3 separate regions of the Homo sapiens genome follow, and regions 1 and 3 are each linked to region 2. Evidence: chromatin loops called from intact Hi-C (ENCODE). Cell type or tissue: PC-9. All regions are shown on one strand.

The links. Hi-C counts contacts between places; a loop is a spot of excess contacts. Peaks named below come from ENCODE experiments on the same cell type or tissue, not always from the same donor. Only the 100,000 strongest peaks of a DNase experiment are listed, where the experiment ranks them.
Region 1: a loop joins it to region 2, with 9 times the contacts of the local background. A loop is called at or near these places in 80 of 110 quality-filtered maps.
Region 3: it touches region 2 in a loop (6-fold over the local background); 10 of 110 quality-filtered maps call a loop at or near these places.

The regions. Positions count from the first base shown.
Region 1 is chr3:71,952,311-71,960,310 of GRCh38, forward strand. No RefSeq gene overlaps it. Among named protein-coding and RNA genes, the nearest start is that of LINC00877, 140 kb to the right of the region's middle. RefSeq lists a silencer at 3,506-3,655. In PC-9, a CTCF peak has its summit at 3,320 (motif pointing right); no DNase peak of the experiment used is centred here.
Region 2 is chr3:72,817,573-72,825,572 of GRCh38, forward strand. SHQ1 (SHQ1, H/ACA ribonucleoprotein assembly factor) reads right to left here. Exons shown (of 11, transcript NM_018130.3): 6 at 6,852-6,979. Among named protein-coding and RNA genes, the nearest start is that of SHQ1, 27 kb to the right of the region's middle. RefSeq lists enhancers at 4,675-4,724, 4,745-5,024. In PC-9, CTCF peaks have their summits at 723 and 4,989 (motif pointing left); DNase peaks (open chromatin) are centred at 3,019 and 4,739; H3K27ac peaks cover 1,190 bases.
Region 3 is chr3:72,720,749-72,728,748 of GRCh38, forward strand. It overlaps a transcript of SHQ1 not described here. Among named protein-coding and RNA genes, the nearest start is that of SHQ1, 120 kb to the right of the region's middle. In PC-9, no CTCF peak of the experiment used is centred here; DNase peaks (open chromatin) are centred at 2,383, 2,853 and 3,533; H3K4me3 peaks cover 322 bases; H3K27ac peaks cover 4,034 bases.

The sequences.
Region 1 (8,000 bases), 870 kb before region 2:
CATATCCTCCGTCCCTTCCTTCCTTCCTCCCTCTGCCATCACTGAGCTTACCTTTGTATGGGGAAACAGAAATTAAACAAATAATCACACAAGTCTATAACTAAAAACTGCAATTTGTGCTCAAATTGGGAAAACTTTGCTTTCCAGGGAAACCTGGTATCTTTGGAAAGAAGAAGGAAGATTTATCTGAAGAAATTCTGAGAGTGAAAAGGTGCGGGTATAAGGGAGAAACAGGAGAATGTTCTAGAGATCTACAGTAAGTGCAAAGGCCCTGAGCCACGAGGGAGCTTAGTGCTTACAAGGAGCCTAAAGGGCACTGGTGCCAGTGGAGGCTGTGGGAGATGGCAGAGTGTGAGGCATAGATCTTAAAAGTAATTGGAAGACTTTCCCGTATGCTGCTGCTAGACTAATCATAATGCCTGGGTCTGATTTTGTTGCTTTCTTGACCCAAATTTTTAGTTGTTCTTATGATCCATTACAGTGGTTCTCAAGGAGAGAGAATTATGCAGGTGTAGGGGGTGTTTTGCATTTCACAATGATAAAGATGTGCTACTGGCATTTGGTGGAGTAGGGATGGGGTTACAGAGCATAAGACAGTCTGTAATATGTGGGATTGTCCCACATTATGGATTTTTATTCTACATCCCATGTAATTTTTGTTTGTTTGCTTTGTTTTGTTTTTTTTTTTTGAGACACAGTCTCGCTCTGTCACCCAGGCTGGAGGTCAGTGATGTGATCTCAGCTCACCGCAACCTCTGCCTCCCGGGTTCAAGTGATTCTCATGCCTCAGCCTCCAGAGTAGCTGGGATTACAGATGCGTACCACTACGCCCGGCTAATTTTGTATTTTCAGTAGAGTCAGGGTTTTGCCATTTTGGCCAGGCTGGTCTCGAACTCCTGACCTCAGGTGATCCGCCTGCCTCTGCCTCCCAAAGTGCTGTGATTACAGGTGTGAGCCACTGCACTCGGCCCATCCCATGTAATTTTGAGTAGACTGAATGTTCCTGAAAACCCTATTGCAAGTTATCTGAGCTATGGTGGTTTTAGTATATGTCTGCAAGTTTGTTGATACCTCTTCCTTCAAGGCATGGAGCCTAATTCCCCTCTCCTTGAATGCAGACCAGACTTAAAGACTCTCTTCTAAGGAAAAGAATGTGGTAGAAGTGATGCTATGTGACTTTTGAGGCTAGGTTGTAAAAGGAAGAGCTTCGGTTTGTCCCTCTCTCTGGGATTGCTCACTCTGGAGGAAGCCAGCTGCCATGGTGTGAGGACACTCAAGCAGCCCTGTGGGGAAATTTCACAGGGAGAGAGGCATCCTACCAACAGCCAGCACCAACTTGCCAGTTGTGTAGATAAGCCACCTTGAAAGTAGGTCTTGCAGCCCCAGCGAAGCCATCAGATTATTCTAGACTTCAGCCTTTGAGTATTCCAGCTATGGCCCTGGACATCACAGAGTCAAGCTCTGTGTCCTGTTCCCTGTCTGAATTCTCCAGCTACATACTAGCACAATGTTTTTTTTTTTTTGCATGGGATCTTAATATGTATTATAGATTCTAGAAACACAGTGACTGTAAATCAATGGATAGTTGCACTTAGTTATGTTTGAACCTTTGCCAAAAGTTTTTCTCCGCTTCAAAAATAACATTGCCAATAGCAAATCTCCTTAAGGTATTAGAGTCACCGAAGCAATACGCCTGTTAACAGTCTACAGTTGCAGCTCTCGCCACCACAGTGATTCCTCGTGTGTGAATATTCAGCTGAATATTGCCTTACATTTTTTATATTCAAATTTTTCCATTATGAGTTGCAAACATCTGACTACTTCATTATATCTCCTAATAAATCCAGGCCTATGCATATGATATTGTAAATGACATTTCTTTCTTTTTTAGACTAGACTTGGGCCATTATACTTATTTTTTAAAATTATGCGAGTAGGTGGGTTATATTGAAAAGATGAATTTCATTTCAGGGTGGTAAAGGGGCATTATAAGATATTCATCAAGAAAAAGAAGGTGAGACATGACCAACTGCTAGTGAATATTTTATTGACTTAGGAAATGAAGATCAGTTGTTCTCTTGCCCCTCAGCAACCTTCCAGCATGATTCTTCACTGTTTCATTACGTAAGCCATCTTCTCTAGTTCAAAATGGGCCTTCTCACTATTCCCCAAACAGACTCAGCACATTTCTGTCTTAGGGTCTGCCATTTCCTTACATGAATTCCATCTCTTTTCTTTTTTGTCTTTCAAAATCCACCGATCTCTGATTTAAGTGTTCCTTCAACAAATAAAGACAGTGTGCCCCTGGAGGCCAGACCCTGTGCTGTGTCCGAAGTCTCCTGTGAAGAGACACAGGCCTTGGTGTTTCCCCAGAGCCTCCGGTCTGTCCAGGAATCTGACCCTATGCAATTACAGTGAAGCTTGATAGTGGGAAATACTGAATGCCCACATAGAGTTGGCACCGAGGGAGCTTCATGCAAGTGAAAAACCTGTTTTGAGTTCTCTGTGCTGAGTGCTCTGTGCTGTGTGCTGTAGTGTATTTTGAAATATGTCTGCAGAGAGCACAGTGGTCCCCGCCTAGTCCTGAAGAGGGTGAGTGACAGGTAGGCTGGAAGACCACCCGATGCCGAAAACCTCTCCTCTTTCCAGCCTGAATAGCTCCTTAGCTTTTAATGTTCATTTTGCATGCACTTTGCCTACTTCCTACAAATTATATTGTAGGGCTTTGCGATTAGGCACTTCCATTATCTCCCCATCTCTTGGAGCGTCCCTCTAGAAAAGGTAGTCTTGGGAACTGAAGTAGGCCTGGAAAACTGGAGAATTAGACCTGGTTTCTCTCTGGTGGCTGCCACATGTTAAAACTGGTGAATCAAGAGAGAACACAGAGTCTGTGTGACCTGGTTGCAGGTAACGGAGGCCACTTGGATAAAGACTGCGGTCTCTTTCCCAGAGGTCTCCCTGCAGCTCACCTGGTTGTAACAGCTGACAGGGTCTGACTGCCCTCTGCCAGCACGCAAGGCTCATTTATGTGTGCCCAGCACGGTGGTGTGGCCTGCAGCCCCTTCTCTCAGCACTGACTCCATTTGCATTCCTCATTACTGACCAGACTTTGAAAACCACACACGTTCATAACACATGCACACACAGCCCGTAGGATCAACCTCTCAGGGATGCGCTCAAAAACATGCTCCAAGAAACAGCCTGAAGGAGACACTGCTGAATTTTTGTCACGTTGTGAGAAAACAGATTTTCTAGAAGCACCAAGCAAGGGGAAGGTCCCTGCCCCCCATAGTTCTTTCCAGAGCAGCCTGGAATTTGGAGGGCAGCCAAACAGATGGCAGTTTCTGGCCACTTGAGGGCACTCTGGAATTCTGAGACCAGCAGGGAGCTGATGTGTTGGGCTTTTTTTTTCTTTTTTACCAGAAATGCAATCCCAGCTAGCCATCAGCAGACAATCTAGAAATTAATCCTCAAAAAGGAAGCGGTGACAAATGGGTTTTATAATGAGGACTTGAAGCCAGGCAGGGCAGAGGGCAGGCGCATCAGAGGTAAAGCAAAGGACTGCAAGTTTCACCGCAGGTGGGAAACAGTCAGCCTGGGTTTTGTTTGCCATTGCTCAGAAGAAAGAGTTCAGTTAACCCAGTGGTTCTGAACCGGGGGCGATTTGTTGCCCCACAGGGGACATTTGGCAATGTCTGGAAACATATTTGATTATCACAATGGGATGTGTGTGTGTGTGTGTGTGTGTGTTAGTTGCATCTAGTGAGCAAAAGCCAGAGATGCTACTAAACATCACACAGCGCACAGAGCAGCACCCCCAACCCTGGGAGCAAAGAATCCTGTGGTCCTGATGCCCAGGTTGAGAAACCCTGAGTTAACACAACAGCAGTTTTAAGCCCTGCCTGCTCAGTGAGCAGGAGGTCTGCATTCCAGTTCTTTCCACAGTTTCTAGCCTGTGCTGAGCTGAATGGTTTCCCAGGAAGTGGTCTAGTTTTGCAGATGCTGTCACGATTCATAGAGGAAAAAAAATTAAAAATCAACCTGGGATTTTTACTTAACCCCACCCCACCCCCACCCCAAATCCTAGGTGGGGGTTTCCCTTCTAGCAGACCCGGGGATGAAGATTGTAGTCCAAGTAGTTTATTTGGAAAGGAACCCCAGGAAATACTCATGAGGGATTGGGGGAAGTGAGGCAGGGAAGGGAAGGATGCCAGTCTGAGATGTGCCCTCCAGTAAGTAACCACTGTGGGCAACAGGGGCATGATCCTGCTGAAGTGTCCTGGGAGCCAGTGTGTAACACGCACCTGTGCTGCAGCTGTCATCAGCCATTGGCTGAGGGCTGTAGGGTAGGATGGGATGGGGAAAAGACCCTGGGGCATGCGTTCTCTGGTATTGCAGCTCGCCTTGTTAGCAGAGGGAGGGGTTCTAGCTGTTCCAGAATGCCCTCAGCAGTGGATAAGTGCTGGCCAAGGCTAGAATACTAAGGCCTGAGGAACTATGAGGGGACAGATGGCCTCTACTCTATCCTCCACCACCTCAAGGAGTGTCCCAAGTCCTATAAAGACCCACTAGTCCTCTGTTTCAGTACAACAGCTCCCTCTTTTGACTGTGCTAGGATGCACCACGGTCACTTAATAAAGGACAAGTGGACAGTAGCAATGCCACAGTGAGGACTCTAGTGTCTTGGTCCCTCAGGCAGACACCCTGTAGCATTAGCCAGTGGCAGATTGGACTACAGTGTGTACGGATCACAGGAGGAAACGTCAGCATCAGGGCTCCTGGCAGGAGCCAAGGTGAGGCATTTGGAGTTGACAGGACTCTACAAAGTCTATGTCTACCCACCTTTAATGTGTATAGGAATCAATCCCCCAGCGCCTTATGAAAAGGCAGACTTGCAGCCCAGCCAACATGGTGAGACCTTGTCTCTACTAAAAATACAAAAATTAGCTGGGCGTGGTGGCATGCGCCTGTAATCCCAGCTACTCAGGAGGCCGAGGCAGGAGAATCGCTTGAACCTGGGAGGTGGAGGTTGCAGTGAGCCAAGATCACGCTCCTGCACTCCAGGTTGGGTGACAGAGCAAGACCCTGTCTCAAAAAAAAAAAAAAAAAAAAAAAAAAAAAAAGGATAAAAGGAAAAGAAAAGGCAGACTTGGATTCAATGGGCCTAGGGTGGCTGTACTGGACTGTTCTTGGATTGCTATAAGGAAATACCGAGACTGGGTAATTTGTAAAGAAAAGAGGTTTAATTGACTCGTGGCTCTGCAGGCTGTGTAGGAAGCATGGTGCAGGCATCTGCTTCTGGTGAGGCCTCAGGGAGCTTTTACTCACGGTGGAAGGCAAAGCTGGAGCAGGCTCGTCACATGGTGAGAATAGGAGCAAGAGAGCGCGGGTAGGGTGGTGCTACATGCTTTTAAACAAGCGGATCTGTGTGGACACAGAGCAAAAGCTCACTCATCATCATCACCAAGGAGATGATGCTAATCCATAAATGAGGGATCTGCCTCCATGTTCCAAACACCTCTGTATTTGTCCATCCTCACACTGCTGATAAAGACATACCTGAGACTGGGTATTTTATAAAGAAAAAGAGGCTCAATGGACTCATAGTTACACATAGCTGGGGAGGCCTCACAATCATGGCAGAAGGTGAAAGGTGCATCTTACACGGCAGCAGGCAAGAGAGAATGAACACCAAGTGAAAGGGGTTTCCCCTTATAAAACCATCAGATCTGGTGAGACTTATTCCCACCACCACGAGAACAGTATAGGGGAAACTGTCCCCATGGTTCAATTATCTCCCACAACAGTGGGAATTATGGGAGCTACAGTTCAAGATGAGATTTGGGTGGGGACACAGGCAAACCGTATCAACCTCTTACCAGGCCCCAACCTCCAACACTGGGGATTACATGTCAACTTGAGATTTGGAGGGGACACAGGTCCAAACCATATCAGCAGGGCCTGAGACCCTGTATTTCTAACAGACTTCCAGATGATGTCCTTGCTTCTGTCAGCTGAACCAGGAGAGGAGGCCGTGGTGCAGCCAGCAACCTATCTCTGTAAGCATCCCTGAGAAACTGCCTAAGGAGATCTCAGAAGAAAGGGAATGGCAACTCTAAGTCTGCAGTAAGAGACATGATGTGATTTCTCTTCTCATTCTATGCAGGCTGTCATACCTAATTTCCTTTTGTTTTTCCTCAAAGGACCTTCCTCTCCTCACCAATTTATAGGCTGTGGGTCTCAAGAAACCTGGATCTTCCCTGTCTGAAAGCATTTGAGAGGGCTGGGATTTAGCTCTGAGAGTCTGGGCCCCAAACATTTTGATATGTGTATCAAGAGTTCTGCAACTTTCAGCTTCCATTTCCTGCTCCCTGATCTCAGGCAGCTTTCACAGTTAGATGCTAAGTGAAACAAGAGAGGAAAGAAGAAAACCGAAGAAGGGCAGCTCATAGGTTAGGTCACAGACAGTGTGAAGCCTAGTGTGCAGGCCAGTGAGTCAAGTGTGGAAGGATGTCAGTGTCTAGACAATTTCCATTCATTTGCACAGCAAACCTTTATCGCACATTTATATGTCAGGCATTGTTCTAGGTGGTAGGGTTAAGATATTGAACAAAAGAAACAAAATCCTTGCCTTCAAAGAGTTGACATCTGAGAAATACAAGTAAATTCTAAGCCCCTCAACTGACTGAACGGACCCCCTCTTGGCCAAAGGGACCTCTGAGAAACCTTGAAAACTGAGTTCCCAGCATGATAGGAGGTTGGACATGCCTTATTTTACCCCTTCCCTTGCTAACCATCATTAGGCTTGCTTTCTTAAGAGTTAACCAGAGAGTGGTGGGGTGGAAGGGGAGGGAGAGCATTAGGACATATACCTAATGCATGTGGGGCTTAAAGCCTAGATGATGGCACATGTATATCTCTGTAACAAACCTGTACTTTCTGCACACGTATCCCAGAACTTAAAGTAGAATTAAACAAAAGTGATTTATAGACTACCGTGACAGTATTACAGTATTCTGAATTTGACTATGTATTTACTTTTACTAATAAGATTTATACTTTCATATGTTTTCATGTTGTTACTTCAGCATCTTTTTATTTCCACTCAAAAAAACTCCTTTTAGCATTTCTTATAAGGCAGGTTTAGTGGTGATAAGCTCCCTCAGCCATTTTAAAAATAAATTTTATCATTTATACTTGAGGTTTACAACATACATGTAGATAGTAAAATGGTTACTACAGTGAAGCAAATTAACATGTTTATCCTTTCACATAGTTACACTTTTTGTAACAAGAACAGCTAAAATCTATTTAACAAAAATCACGAATTCAATACAATTTTATTAACTACAGTCCTCAAATTGTTCATTAGACCTCTCGACTTGTTTACTCTGCATATCTGCTACTTTGTATTTTTGATTTACATCTCCCCCTTTCCACTGTTTTATTCTCTATATCTGTGCATTTGACCTTTTTTGTTTTTAGATTCCACATTAAAGTGAGATGCAATTTAAAAAAAAAAAAAGAGTTAACCAGAAACCAGCACTTTCAAAAGACTTGCTCTACCTCCAATTTAAACCACTGACTAGCTTCTCTTCCTGATAAGAGACTACCGATCATGGACTGGTTCTGGCTGGGTTACAGGGACTGTATACAGGATGCCTCTGTGTCCTCTGTTTACACCTTTTGACATATAGGGCTGAATTTTCATGCATTTAAATGTCAAGTCTCTATCTCAAAGTGAACATGGGATGTATATAACATGCATGTTTGCTTACTACACCGTCATGCGCATTCATAGCCCCTCCTATAGTCTGTTAAACATATCTACTTAACCAACCCTTTTGGCATAAAGTCCAAATTCAGTACCCTGCTTTTGGTTTCTGCTCAAGGCTATACTTCCCAGCCTGCAGGCTGCAACCCTTTATAAGGAATAAAGCTGAGTAGGGGGTACAAGATGGGTGGGAGTGTGGAGTTGCAATTAAAATAAGATGGTCAGG
Region 2 (8,000 bases):
CTAATAGGGCTGAATAAAGAAGATTTTTCTAAATAATACCTATTCCTTAATTCCTGACCCTCCCTTTTTTGCTACACTGTTCTGTACTTAAGACGTCTGAATGCCAGTTACTGTCTTTAAAATTAAGATAATACATTTTGACAACAGAAAGTGCTAAATAAAGCACACTGAAAATATTCGTTATCCATTTTGAAAGTTCTATACCAAGAAATAGGAATACTCCCAGATATTAATCAATTAAAATTGTTAAATTTAAATTTAATTTAATTAGATTAAATTTCAATTCAAATTAATCCATTAAAATCTCATATTGTTTACCATATAAATCAAGTTTTACATATGACCACATCACATACGTTAGACTTGTGGGAAAAGATTGTTTCTTTACAACACAGTTCCTTTTTGCTTTTCTTCTTCTGCTTGGCACCTTCTCGCCTCCTGAATATTCGTCAACAGCCTCTCACACACTGAAAATCTAGTATATACCATTCCATAGTTTTCTCTAGACATGTAATCACATACAGACACACAAGCATACCTACTAGGGAGTTTATACTTCCTACACCCTCCCTCAACCCAAATAACTAGGTCATTTTTCTCCATCTAGCCCTTCTCACTCAACAATACCTCTGGCAAATCCCTAAAAGTCAACTGGTGTGTAACTAATTTTTGTAAAGGAGTATAATATTCCAAAATGTACCATGCTCTGTCCAATCACTCCCCCTACTGATGGGCACTCACTTTGCTTCTAGTTTTCTGCCACTGCTAATAATGCTGCAATAAATATCCTTATCCTATGTCCTTGATTATTAGAGGCTTTATTTCCATAAAGTAGACTCTCGAGACTGTATTGACTGGGTTAAAAAAGTATCTGTTTTAGAAAGACACTTTACTTAAAGGCTACAATAACTCTCCTTTCTCACAGTCATGAATAGAAGTTCCTCTTCCTACACATACCTCCCACCTCCCCCTGGCAAGAAATGTAATAGCTTTTTTACAATCATTTCCAGGTTAATAAATTGAGTATAGTAGGCAGAATTCTAAGATGACTTCCAATGAGTCATATCATTATGTGGGGATGGAGCTTGTGACCTGCTTCTGTCCAACAGAATACGACCAAGGCAATGGGACAGTCATTTCCATGATTATATTCCATTATTAGCAGACCAAAGCCAGGGACTCGCCTGCTAGTTTTGAAGAAATAAGATGTCACATGGTGAAGTGAGAGAGCCTGTGAGAAGGCTATGTGGCAGGGACCTGTAGAGGCCTCTAAGATCTAAGAGTGGCCCCCAGCTAACAGCCAGCAACAAAGTAGGGGCCTCAGTTCTATATCTGCAAGGAACTAAATTCTGCCAACAATCATGTGAGATTGGAAGAAGACCTTGAGCTCCAGGAAAGAACACAGCCTCCAACATCTGTTTTTTAAAAAAATAAGATGGATATCTTTGGCTACAGCCTTGCAAGACCTTACACAGTGGACCCAGCTAAGCCTGGCCCAACTTCTGACTCATGGAAACTGAGATCATGAATGTACACTGTGTGAAGCTTGTGATAATTTGTTATGCAGCAAGAGAAAACTAAAACAGTGACTTATCATTGTTATTTCACTTAGTATTTCTCCAATTGCTCAACTTTAAGCACTAGTTCCTTGGTTTGTAGGCAATCTGGATTTGCACTCTTATGAGTGACCCATTCGAATGTGTTTTGTCCAGTTTTTTTCTATTGGATGGCTTGTCTTGTCAAATTAAGAATCCTGTATATTATAGATATAAACCCTAATCATCTTTCCAAAGCTACCATATCTCTACTGACTTTGTTTATGGTACCTTTTGCCATTGAAACACTTATTTTTCATGTAGTCAAATATGTCCATTTTTTTTTTAAGACAAGATTCTGGATTTATAGCTTTAGTTAAGGTTTCCCCAATCCTTGAATTGTACATGAAGTCTCTTTAAGATTAAATTTATTATCCATTAAGTGGAGGTACAGCATCATAAACAAAGGTCCTCATCCTGGTCTTCATATTGAGTAGGCTGAGGAATAAGAGGAAGAGGAAGGGTTGGTTTTGCTATCTCAGGGGTGGCAGAGGCAAAAGAAAATCCCCATATAAGCAGACCTATGCATTTCAAACATGTTTTGTTCAAGGGTCAACTGTATTTAATTTAAAATTTACTGGATTTAATTAATAAGACAGATAAACTGAGTGTTGACTGCCTCATTGGAGGACGCATCTGAAGTTCCTTAATTTAAATAAAAGCTCTCAGTTCATTTTAAGCAATTTGATTTAAGGAAATGGCATGAAGGCATATACTCACTGCAGGAAGAAAGCATACCTGACAAAATATTTTATGACTCCTTGTATTTAGCAAGAAGGTTAGAGACAGTATTCCCTTAGGTATGGTTTTTGAGATGTTCATTAATTTAGCTAATGGGAAAATGCCAGGTGTTCATGATCTCTGACTAGAGAAAAGTCTTTATATCCTAGTTGACTAATAGACCCCTGCTCCCACATAATTCTCAATCACAAAGTAAGCATGCCCAGAAACTATTTAGCAACATGTCAACTCTCTACATATTTATGCCTTCATTTTTAAGTAATCATACCTATCGACGTTTATCCATTTATAAAAGTTGACCTAGGCAATGTAGGTTCTGACGTTACATTATCCACATGTAAGTATTTCTACATTAGTCATTTTCAATAACTGTGCACAGAAGAAAAACCTACTTGAATTATTCTTCTGAATTCTTGGATACTAGGAGCTGCTAGACTTTCCCTAAAACACTTCCACCTTTTACTGAGCATTTATAAGTTCCACTGTGGCCTACTTCATTAATAACACACAAATGCATTTAAATTCTGAAATTCAAGCAAAGAAATCAGAGATGATAAATAACAATAACAACAAACCAGGAAATCACTAGAGAAACCAAAAGTCTGAGCTCCCTAAGGCCTTTTTTATTAGAGCTGTAAATCATATCACCCAAAGGGGAACTTGGGGGAAGTTTGCACACAATCAAGTCTAACCTAGCAGCAGTACTGGAAATAACTACAGATGCAGTGCCAACAATGCTTGGATGATTGCCACCATGAATAACATTTGTCAAGCATTTGTATGACTTAGCTACACTACAAAGCAGCTTTGCTATATAGTTCACAATGTTTTGGCTAATTATACTTTTAAAAATAATCTCCAGTGAAACAAAAGTCAGCTGAACTCTCAATACATTTGAGGAGGAAACTGGTGCCCTAGCATTGAAGCAAATGGCCAAGGACCACCTCCCAACATCAAAAACCCCACCAATATGTCTGAAGGCTGCAAAGGGACTATCAAAATGAAAGATGTCTGCAAGGTAGTCACTTTTCTCTTCCAAATATTTTCTAATTTTGTTACTTTTAAATCCTCCCTTCCTCTCTAAATCCCCCTCCCAAACATCCCTCTTATCTGGGTCAACAATTAAATCACAAAGGATCTCAATGCTCTCAGAGTAACGCACATCTGTCTATTACATTGTACATTCACTGGAACCAGATCAAGGGAACCAGAAAAAATTGTGCTGCATTCAAACCTTCAGCCTAAATGGGTAGCCCTGCAGTGCTACAACTTTCAAAGTTGACACTGACAGTTATCTCTACAAACACTGAAGGGCTCACTGGTGCCAAACAGGATGTCCCTGCTAGGAAGTTCATTGACTATAAATGTTACGTGGTGTCATAACAAGCAATAACGTGCCAAGACTCTGGAGCTTCAGATTAACCACTGAAAGACAACATGGGAAATGCGGTGAGTTCATCCTCATGAAACCAGAGCTCAGGGGAAGCACGGCGTTTAACACTTCCATTTACAAGCCTTTGGGGAGGAAAATCTGGATCACTACAAAGCTGGAGAAAAGTCTCCCTGTTGTAACTCAGGGCTGTGATGAAAACGACAAGAATTACAACCAAGGGAGAAAAAGAGGGAGCAAAGTTCACCACCTAAGGCTTATCTGGAATTCAAAGCAATCTAGGTTAATATTTTATGATACAGAATGAATCAAAGGTACACCCCTCACCTGCACTGTTGTATCTGCCTGGCGACACCTGATGAGGAGGTGTTAAACAGACAACAGCCCACGCTATGACACAAAGAGGAAGAAGGCCAGAGAGGCAAAGAACAAAGAGGAAGAGGAGAAAAGGTACAGCAGCATGCACCATAGTTCAGCAGAAAACTGTGATGTTTATTTCTTGGTTTATTTCTTTTCCCCCATATTTTATCCTGGCTCAACACACTTCAATTTATTCCTCCAATTCTGAGTGCCCCAAATATTTGAACCAGGATTTTTCAAATGAGAGAGAAATCTTGTTAACAAGGAACTTTCCCTTAAAGCTTTCTAAATGTATAAAAATTGTAATTTCACAGAGAAACCATCCAACTCCTGGCTCTCCTGTGACTGATTTTACTCTACAATAATAATTTCTAACATTTACAGGATTTTAAATACATCGTTTCATTCAATCTCAGGACAACTCTGAGGTAGGTACAGCATTCCACAGCAACCCAAAGGTGCAAGATCATATCGCAGGCATGTGGTGGAACAAGAAGTCCAACCCCAAGCCTACATTTAGTTTATATCTTACATTTGGTATTATTAGAAGAGACACGCTGTTCGACACAAAGCTCAAGTTCGTCTACCTTAGATCACATGTCCTTGCTATTTTTAAAGGTGGTTTTTAGAATGAATCACCATAATGGCTTTGCAGACTATGACTGTTCCTGATGCACCAGCCTGGCTATCAGTCATGGGTCAGATGAAGGGTCAGGAGGGCAGGTGGTTAAAAGGACTGAGTGGCTTGATCTCCTGCTAAAATTACACAAAGAAGACTAAGAGCATTGCTGACACAGAAAACTGGACTGAGAACAAGCTACAGTTTATCAAAGTAGAGCAAGTTAGAATTTAAATCAAAGGGAACGCCTTCTCTTGATTTTTAGGGCAACTAGCTCACCCTGGTGGACAGAAAACTCAACTACGCAACCATCAATTTTCTCCCACACCACCTCATTAAAATACCGTGCTAAAATTAGGGAAACTGACTCAAACCAGTTGACACACTTGATGATTTAAGTTTGTTCAAACTTCATGATCAGATCTACCTAGCATGTACAATTAACTATCTATATTCTGTTAGCAATCCTAAACCTGAAAATTTGTCTATATATACATAATGTGAGAAGTCTCTGAAAGCTGCTTAAACTCAAATATAAAAGTCAGGATTTGTTGAAAACGACAATAAATCTATAACAAAGAGTCACTATAGGCCGGGCGCGGGAGCTCACACCTGTAATCCCAGCACTTTGGGAGGCCGAGGCTGGCGGATCACAAGGTCAGGAGATCGAGACCATCCTGGCTAACAGGGTGAAACCCCGTCTCTAGTAAAAACACAAAAAATTAGCCAGGCGCGGTGGCCGGTGCCTGTAGTCCCAGCTACTTGGGAGGCTGAGGTAGGAGAATGGCGTGAAACCGGGAGGCAGAGCTTGCAGTAAGCCGACATTGTGCCACTGCACTCCAGCCTGGGCGACAGAGCAAGACTCCGTCTCAAAAAAAAAAAAAAAAAAAGAGTCACTATAATGAGCTTCTGTTATGCAATAAAGCTAATCCTCTATTTTCTAAAATATTATAGTAGCAATTTTTTGATCTGGTAGAACTCACCTAAACTTTAATAAAACTTAACCATAAAAACATTTATTACAATATTTATAGATATTTACTGAGTACCTTTATATAACAGGCACTATACTAGACACTGAAAAAATAGCAGATAACAGGCTATTGCATTGATATGCAGAAAATAAAAAACTGTGATGCATTAGAGACCCTGTAGCTACTTCAGAATGAGTGGTCAAAGAAGGCCACTATATATACTATTTGCAACTGCAGAAAACAGGAAGTCACCCAAATGTCCACCAGTAGTAAACAGCCCAAATATCCATCAATCATGAAAAAAATATCCAACCGGATACTATGTAATCATGAAAAGCTTCAGGTAGATCTCTACATACTAATATGGAAGATGTGCAACACACACTACAAATTGAAAACAAGGTACAAACCGGGTATACGTGAGTCTATGTGTAGACATTTCTTAAAGCGACTGTTTAGATGTGGGAATATATATTTTTAAAATATCCCCAAAATTGCTAATAGTGATTACTTCCGGGAAGAAGAACTTGGGGTGGGAAGAGTCTATATTCCATTTAATACTCTTCAGAATGTACATATATATGTATTCTTTCCATTTAAACATTGAAATTTTATTTTTAATATGTAAATAAAAGCCAAATCAGTGTGACAGAAAACATGGGTGTTCTCTTCTTGATCTGTCTGCAAATGTTATATTTCTAATGTATAGTCTTAATATATCAATGCTACACTGCACTTAGAGAAGCTGGTAATAACATGTCCATCTAGGTCTTTTCCCACTTGGGTCTTCCCCCCGCCCGTTACTAATACTCAAATGTCCTTACCAAAGAAGAATGTTCATACCTCTTAAGCAGGTTATTGAGAAACTACAAATGTCCTGTGTGATAATATCCCTAAATTTAGGTTTTAAAAAATAATTAATTATAAAAGAACTCCAATGATTCTAAAGGAAACCATACTTCAAAAGAATTTTCCAACACAAATAAGCCTAATTATTTAGCGGCATTTTCCAGTCAGGGGCAAAGAAGTCATTTCCAAAATTAGCAATTCAAACTCATATTTTAACATTATAAGGCAATTACAACTATACGCTTAATAATATGGAAGGCAGTAAACGTGGTACACCATGAGATTTTAAAATGAAACAAATTAGCCGAATTTGAGTTTCTTACCTAATGTAGCATGATTTTCTTGTTCCTGACTCTTTTCCAAAAAGGCCATCATTTTTGAATATTTGTCAGTCCACCAAGGATTATACTTCAAAATCTGTTCAATCGCCTCATCTTCAAAAAAGTCAGCTCTAGGAAAAAACATTGAAAGAACTTACTATACAGGATTTCACTGGCTTTTACTTTTTAACATTTTATCTTAACTCATATTTGTACTAGAAATACAGATTTTAATTCAAAGTACATTTCAAGGAAAGACTGAACACTATATTTACTTTCTTTGTAGTTACTAACCACAAACATAAGTTATTTACCATAAAACAAAAGTAAGTATCTGCCTAAAGGGATATATAACATTGCTGATCTCTTTTTTTTTTTTTTTTAACTTTTTTTAAAAGAGATGGGTCTCACTCTGTCATTCAGGCTAGAGTACAGTAGTAACATAATCACAGCTCACTGCAGCCTCAAACTCCTGGGGTCAAGCAATCCTCCTGTCTCAGCCTCTCAAGTAGCTATGACTATAGGCACATGCTACTGTGCCTGGCTAATTTCTATTTTTTCATAGAAACAGGGTCTTGCTTCCTTGCCCAGACAGGTCTTAAACTCTCGGCCTCAAGTGACCCTCCCACCGCAGCCTCCCAAAGTGTGATGGGATTACAGGCTTGACCCACTGTGTCCAACCTCTGATCTCTTTAAATAGAAGGTACATAGAAGACTGGTCCTACCCTGAAGTCCCATCCCATATTCGATGATGTGAAATGAAGCAAATCTGAAGACACATTGGACTGAAATCTAGCACTTGTGCTAGGTATGCAAGTACTACAGACTTTAGTAAAATTTCAATAAAGGAAAAAATTTTTGAACTCAACCAGCAAAGAAAAACAAGCAGATGAGTAGGAAATTCAGGATACTGCATCTCCACAAAGAGGCTAAAAGGGGCTACACACACACACACACACACACACACACACACACACACCATTTTTGGCATGTGCACTCATATTTTCTACCAAGATAAAATCTATTTTATTAAGATACTAATTTTAAAGTTCCTTAAACTACTGAAGAAGATAAAAGCAACATTTGTAGAGAACAGAAAGCTAATTTTCCTGCACTCTACATTCCTGTTTTAACTAGAAAAATAACAGCCAC
Region 3 (8,000 bases), 97 kb before region 2:
AGCAATCTATCCCACAGCAGAGTGGTTCTACTTTTGTCAGAGCTGGGCCTCCTGGGGAGACCCAGGAGAAAAGAAAGCTTTCTAAAACATTTTAATTGTAAGTGGAGTTCATTAGTTTAGATCCCATTACAATAAATTATCATCTGATGCTTTAAGTCTTAACAAAATGGACACTGCAATGATTAGAGGCCCCTATGTTTGCAGAAAGACCCTATAATAAACCCACACTTGGTGATAACAACAGAAGATTGGTCCTCAACCAAACCAGTTATTTTTCCCTAGAGGTAAAGCCTCCACTTGAAGGTAAAAATAGAAGCCTGCATTTCTTAATTTTCACAGAAGAACCTTAACATTGGCGTCCACTGGCAAATTTAATCGTGGCAGCTGCCTGCTTAAAACCCTCCAGCTTTCATCACACTTTGGAGAGAGTTCCGTCAAAGAATAATGTTGAGAAGATAAAAACCTGGCTTTGAAACTAATATAGAACAAGCATGTGTCAAATATTTAACTGATTAATATATAGAACAAGCATGTGTCAAATATTTAACTGATTAATAAGAGAGCCAGCAGCACGGTAGAGCTGCTTCAAAAAGCATTTGATGACAGGGGTTTCTACAGTCCCCCAGAGAGGGGGTACTGATGTAAAGTTTAATTTATTTGTTCATTTTTTAAGTTAGGAACAAAAATGACTAATGTCCTTCAGGGTGATAAAGCCAAAACCTTTAGGGTTGCCTCCTCTATCACACATAAACCATTTGCATCTCAACAGGACAGCTATTCACAAATTTACATGTAACTTAATAGAGATCAAGTTCAATCAGTAAATAGCAAAATCAAACCAAGGTACAATTCCCATATAGAATTAACTAATCCTTGGGCAGGCCTGGCAAATAATGCTCTAAGCCGACGTGGAAAGAAACTGCAGTCTTCCTTTCTGCCATATTTCTAAGTTTTGGATAAGTTTGCTTGAGTTCTAAATCTTCAACATGGCTAACAAAATCTGCCTGGCTCCTTCCTCGGTCCCCAGCCCCATCTGGTAACTCTGCCCTCCGGTGACAAGTGACAAGTGACAAGTTCCTTCCCAATTCACAGCAGTCACAGCAGCCTGCTTTGTCTGGAATCACAACCCTCCCTTATTCTCCTTAAGATCTCGGCTTAAGTCATTTCCTCGGGGAATTTTCCTAAACATAGACTTGATCAGATTCCCTTGTAAGCACTCTAAGGTGGCTTTCGGCAGGCTCCCCTCCTGGCACATCTTACAACTTGGATGAACCACTTCACTGTGTAATTAGTTGTGAAAGTCTGGCTCCCTAACTGGAATGTAAACTCCCTGAGAGAATGGAGGGCCTGTTTTACTCATCATTGGATACCTGGGGCCCAACAGGAAGGAAGGAAGGAGGAAGGAAGGAAGGAAGGAAGGAAGGAAGGAAGGAAGGAAGGAGAGAGAGAAGGGAGAAAGGAGAAGGGAGGGAAGGAGGGAGGGAGGAAGAAAGAGAGAGGAAGGGAGGAAGGGAGGAAGGGAGGGAGGGTGCTGTCACCCATGCCACCTGTAATCCCAGCACTTTGGGAGGCCAAAACGGGAGGATTGCTTGAGCTCCGGAGTTCAAGACTGGCTTGGTCAACATAGGGAGAGGCCTCATCTCTACTAAAGATTTTTTTAAAAATTTGGCCGGGCGTGGTGGCTCACACCTGTAATCTCAGTACTTTGGGAGGCCGAGGTGGGCGGATCACGAGGTCAAGAGATCGAGACCATCCTGGCCAACATGGTGAAACCCCGTCTCTACTAAAAAATACAAAAAATTAGCCAAGCATGGTGGCATGTGCCTGTATTCCCAGCTACTCAGGAGGCTGAGGCAGGGGAATCTCTTGAACCCGGGAGGCAGAGGTTGCAGTGAGCTGGGATCGCACCACTGCACTCTAGCCTGGCAACAGAGGGAGACTCTGTCTCAAAAAATATATATATATATATTAGCCAGGCATGGTGGCACATGCCTGTTGCCCCAGCTACTCATGAGGTTAAGGTGGGAGGATCGCTTAAGCCTGGGAGGTCCAGGCTGCAGTGGGCTGTGATCATGCACTGCACCCCAGAGTGAGATCCTGTCTGGAAAAAAAAAATAGAAAAAGAAAAAGAAGGAAAGGAGTAAGAGGTGTGGCATTCTTGGCTCTACAGGACACAGAATTTCTGCACTTGGGGCTCTCACTGTGCCCAGTTCTGGCCAAGAGCCTGGCAGAGCCATCTGTGTTCCAGGAAGCTCATATGAACACAGGCTACCCAGTCCTTGCAACGCCAGAGGGGTGGGGCCTGCACGCCCATGGCCGAGGGCTACATTCACCCTCACCACGTTTTGTTTGGCTCTTGGAATTTAAATTCATTGTCAACAGTCATGTTTTAATAGTCCAGACTTTCCAGTTCCTGGTAGAATATCATTAGGCCCAAGAGGCACCACTTGGCTACCACCAAGGAGCAGCTATTTCTCAAGTTCCCCCTGCTGACAGAGATGGATTGTCAGCTGCCCTTTATCCTGATGTTTTCCTCACACCCAACCCACTCCACACCCCTCTCCCCAGTCCTGTAGGTAAACCCTGAGTTTTTTACCACGGCACTGAGGTCTCCAAGAGCCAATGAGGTCATCGAAAGAAAACATAATGAGCATGACTTTGGTTCCCCCTCAAACACACCCTGCCTACCCTTGCACTGAAATTTAATAATGTCCCCTCTACTTTCAGAATTCACCAGGAGGGACTCCCCACACATTGTGAAAAACTTAATCATCTCAGAAATCTAAATTCAACTGTTGCTGAATGAGTCATTTATTGTATTTCTTAGTCCCCTTCCACATAGAAACCTAAAGAATGTCCTCTCAGCTTTCATGGAAGAAAATGCTTCTCTCTCCTCGTGATCTGCTGTGCCTTATTTTATTAGCCAATCAGAACTCAGATGCTTATTCGTTGTTTTCTTTCTTTCCTTTTTTTTCTTTTTTTTAAAGCTTTGGCTACCACAAAGCTCAGAGCTAAATTCTGAGCTTGCTTCTAGGTACATTCATTCTTTAGTTTCTGGTTTTCTGGCAACTTAGATCCTTTGTTTACTCTTCCCTCATTCCCCTCTTTGAGAATTATTTCTCCCTGCCCAGAGCCCCATCCTTACTTTTTTTTTTTTTTTTTTTTTGAGACAACATCTCACTCCGTCACACAGGCTGGAGTGCAGTGGCATGATCTCGGCTCTCTGCAAGCTTCGCCTCCTGGGTTCAAGTGATTCTCCTGCCTCAGCCTCCCGAGTAGCTGGGACTACAGGCGCCTGCCACCACACTCGGCTAATTTTTATATTTTTATTAGAGAAGGGGTTTCACCACGTTGGCCAGGCTGGTCTCGAACTCCTGATCTCACGTGATCCGCCCACCTCGGACTCCCAAAGTGCTGGCATTGAAGGCCTGAGCCACCGTGCCCAGCCCCCATCCTTACTTAAGAACAACTAGGAGGTGGAGTGTGACTCAATTCCACCCTGGCCATAGCTGATTGGTCCAGGAGTGGACTCCTGGCTCAAGCCAGTTCCTGAGTCCTTACCTGAGGCGTGTTGGCACTGAGAGATGAGTCACCCTTGAGATGCCAGACTACAGAAGTCAATTTCACAAATTTCAGGAGTAGTCGGCAGCTGTGTTCCACAACATGGACTGGGTCACAAACAGTATAAAGAAAACCGGCAATGGGGATGGAGAAATCGCCCTCCCAGTTTCAAGCCCAGCTCTGTTCCTCCCCCTGGCTTCCCTGAGACACTGTTGCTGTTCTTTAATATATCCCTCCTTTTGTTTAAGCTACCTTGAGTTGGGTTTCTAAACTTGTTTTTTTTTTTGAGACGGCGTCTCACTCTGTTGCCCAGGCTGGAGTGCAGTGGCGCGATCTCGGCTCACTGCAAGCTCCGCCTCCCGGGTTCACGCCATTCTCCTGCCTCAGCCTCCCGAGTAGCTGGGACTACAGGCGCTTACCACCATGCCCAGCTAATTTTTTTTGTATTTTTAGTAGAGACAGGGTTTCACCTTGTTAGCCAGGATGGTTTCGGTCTCCTGACCTCGTGATCCGCCCGCCTTGGCCTCCCAAAGTGCTGGGATTACAGGCGTGAGCCACCGCACCCAGCTGGGTTTCTAAACTTTTTAACTGGTAACGGAAACTATGTTGTTTGCTGTTTGAAGTCCTCAAAAAACCGGGTGCGGTGGCTCACGCCTGTAATCCCAGCATGGTGGGAGGCCAAGGTGGGCGGATTGCTTGACTTCAGGAGTTCAAGACCAGCCTGGGCAACATAGCAAAAAGCCATCTCTACAAAAAATACAAAAATTGGCAGAGCAAGATGGCATGCACCTGTGTTCTCAGTTACTCAGGAGGCTAAGGTGGAAGGATTAGTTGCACCCAGGGAGGTCGAGGCGGTAGTGAGCCGTGATGGTACCACTGCCCTCTAGCCTGGTGGCAGAGCAAGACCTCTGTCTCAAGTAAATACATAAATAAATCCTCAAAAATAAAAATTGAACACTGCACCACGCACACTCAGGCTTTATTCAGCCTCTCCAAACTGGCCTCTGCACTCTCTTCCCTCATTCTCCTCCAGCATGGCAGCCTCCTTGCTATCCTCCTGATTCTCTGAGCTCCCATGCAGCCCAGGGCCTTTGCACTTGCTGCTCGCTCTGTGGAAAGTTCTCATCCTGGGGCCTCACAGGGCTGCTTCTTTCTTGTCCCCTCATCTCCTCAGAGAGGCCTTTCCCAACCGCACATCCTGGAGTTGCCCCCACCCCACTCCTCCGTTTCACTTCGTCCTGCTCATTTTCTTCACCATCTTTATCACTCTGAAATTATCTTAATGACTTGCTTGTTTACCTATGCCAGGTGTACACGCACACACTCAAATCTAACCTCTATGAAGTCACAGCTGTAAGCCCAGCCACGAGCACAGTGCCTGGGACACCGGAGGTACTCAGTAGATGCTTGTTGAATGAATAAATGTTCTTTGCAGTACAGAGTCCAAGTAATACCTCAGGTGTCAACCTCACATGGTTCTTGAGTTCCTCAGTATTTGTTTTACTGCTCTTTGTCTGTCCTGGCTGTTAGACTCCCCAGAGCCTTTCTGGAATGGGCAGAAGAAAAAAATAAGAGAATTTACTTAACAAATACTATGTACTAGGTATGTTTCTAAGCACTTTACGCATATTATTTAACCCTCCCAACAATCGTGTGAGGGCTAATAACGTAATATGATAGCTGGGTGGGGTGATGCAGCTATAGTCCCAGCTACTCAGGAGGCCAAGGCAGGAGGATTGCTTGAGCCCCAGAGTTTGAGACCAGCCTGAGAAAAACATTAAGATCCAGTCTCTACCAAAAAGAAATGTAGTACTATTATCACCATATGTTACAGATAAAGAAACTGAGGCACCAGGAGTGAAGTCACTGTTCCAAGGCCACCAGCCTATAAAGGCATAGCAAAGACTCCCGCCCAGGGAGTCAGATTTTAAGCCTGGGCCTGTGACCTCTCAGCCAGGCCGCCTCCCAGGCAAGTGGGAAAAGCACGTCCTCACTTCTTGGGCAGGGCAGTAAGATATGTATCTCTCATGCTTACGTTAGGCCCTTTCTTTTTTTTTTGGAGACAGAGACCAGCTCTGTCGCCCAGGTTGAGATCAGCAATGGCGTGATCTTGGCTCACTGCAACCTCTGCCTCCCAGGCTCAAGCAATTCTCCTGCCTCAGCCTCTGGAGTAGCTGAGATTACAGGTGCATGCCACCACGTCAGCTAATTTTTGTATTTTTAGTAGCAACGGGGTTTTGCCATGTTGGCCAGGCTGGTCTCGAACTCCTGACCTCAGGTGATCTGCCCACCTCTGCCTCCCAAAGTGCTGGGATTACAGGTGTGAGCCACCACGCCGGGCCACATTTGGGCTTTTGGGCTGAATACAGGAAAGCGGTGCTCATTCCAGCACAAGCTCAGGGCGAAGCTCATCTGATGAGGACCATGACAGATTGCAGTGAGACACCTCGGGATGATTGAGGGCTTTCTCTAATCACACCAATTGATATCAATTACTGCGTCGGCCCCCTGAGAGCATCCCTGGGATTTCCACCTCATTAGATCATTGGTGCCAAATGAAGCAACAGGGTTCTGCGCCTCCTTCGGAGCTATTTGTGTTATAGGCAAAAATCGTAAAGGGTAACTGGAAAGGCACATCAGAAAGCCTCCAAGGAGCAGCAGCAGTCTAGTCAGAGGAACAGAGACTAAAACAGTCACAATTTAGTGCTGGAGGTTTCTGATTTCAGTCAACTCTTGACATCTCTGCCAAACTCCTGCTCCAGTTCTTACTGAAGTCTGCTATGTAGCCCCAGAACAAGCAAAACCATGGAACCAGGGGGTCCACGAAGGGCCATGGAGGCGGGGCTGTGAGTTCTGGGGCTTGGGGATTCAGCAATAGCAAGAATTCAGCTTTGTTGGGGACAATGCCAAGGGGGGTTTGAGGCTCCCCGTAGTTTCCACCCGTCACCCCCAATCAGTAAACCATACACAAACATGGCTTCAAAGCAGCCCCACCCCATGCGGCTGCCCCCTCCCAAGCCTCACCACCCAACCTCGTGCAGTTCCAAGGCAGCCACTCCTGCTCTTGCCAAACAACCCTCCGGAGGTCTACAGGATAAAAACAGGAAGGCAAGAAGCCAGGACACGTGGATTTCCTTATTGGCTTCTAAAGACAAAGGGGAGGAAGAGAAAGAGGCAGAAAGTGAAGAGAAGCCAAAGGAAATGGCCACACATCAGAGCTAGGAACAGATCCCAGACTTGATTATAAAGTCCTGAGGTTTCCTGGGATGGTGTTTGAGCAGAATGCGTTTTTGTTTTGTTTTCAGAAGCGTTTTGTTTTGTTTTCAATCGCAAGTCAGCCTTTGGGAGGGCAACGGTACAGGTGGATGCCTAAATTCATACCTCAGCTAATGAAACAGTGGAGAAGAGGCACAGACAATCTCTTGAGCCTGTTGAATCCAGAAGGACAGAAGTCTTGGTAACGGTGTCAGGCTCACCTTGTGGGTAGTGGGATGGGTGCTGTTGCCATTCTGACCAGATCACCTCCGCTCACACCTGCAACCAACACGGCTCATCAGCACACACATGCCACCCAAGCAGTTCATCAGGCACAACCCTGATCCTTCAGGAGGGCATTACTCTGGCCATGAGAGTGCACTCAGCCTGCGTGAAGAGCAAGCCGTGGAGTCCCTGGAAGCAGCCATCACCAAAGATGGGGCACTGGGATAATTTAGGGGCATGTTCCCTACTGTTCCCCAGGGCTCTCCAGTGGGACTGTGGTCTAGTTGTCCACGATGGCAACACACGGTGAATGCTTTGCTTCCCCTCCCTGTCTTACTTCCCTACTCTCTTACCAGTACTTCCTGGAGTCACCTCCCAAACAAAAGGATTTGCACTGCAATATCTGCCTCGGAGTCTGCTTCCAGGAAAACCCAAAGCAAGGCGGTGCTTTTGTGCAATTTATTAAGAGGAACCCCTCTGGGTTGATGGGGCTTCAGGGGTGCAGAGCCTGGCAAGCAACCCTTTCCTGTCAGTCTGACGAATTCCCACACCACGTACCAACAGGTAGGTGACATGTGGGCTCGATTTCAGCCTCACCTGACTCCTCTGAGGGGCATCTTTGCCCTGCACTAGAGGCCCGAGGCAGCTATAGACACATCCACCACTTCTGTCTTCTTGGCTTTGGACAGAAACAGTTAATCTGAAAGGAGCAACAAGTCTACATCTGAGGCATACCAGAAATTCCACCAACAGACTCTGAACCCTCCTGAAAATTCAGGGAGGGAGAAGAGCATGGAAGCCAACAGTGCAGAGTTTGGGGTGCGGCTGCTCTGAAGTCAAATCTGCCTCTACCACTTCCTTGCCGTGTGACTTGGGGTAAAGTATTTCACCTGTCTGGAGCTTCCATTGCCTCACCTGGAAAAGGGATGCAATTGCTTGAGGCACAAGTTAGGAAGCAA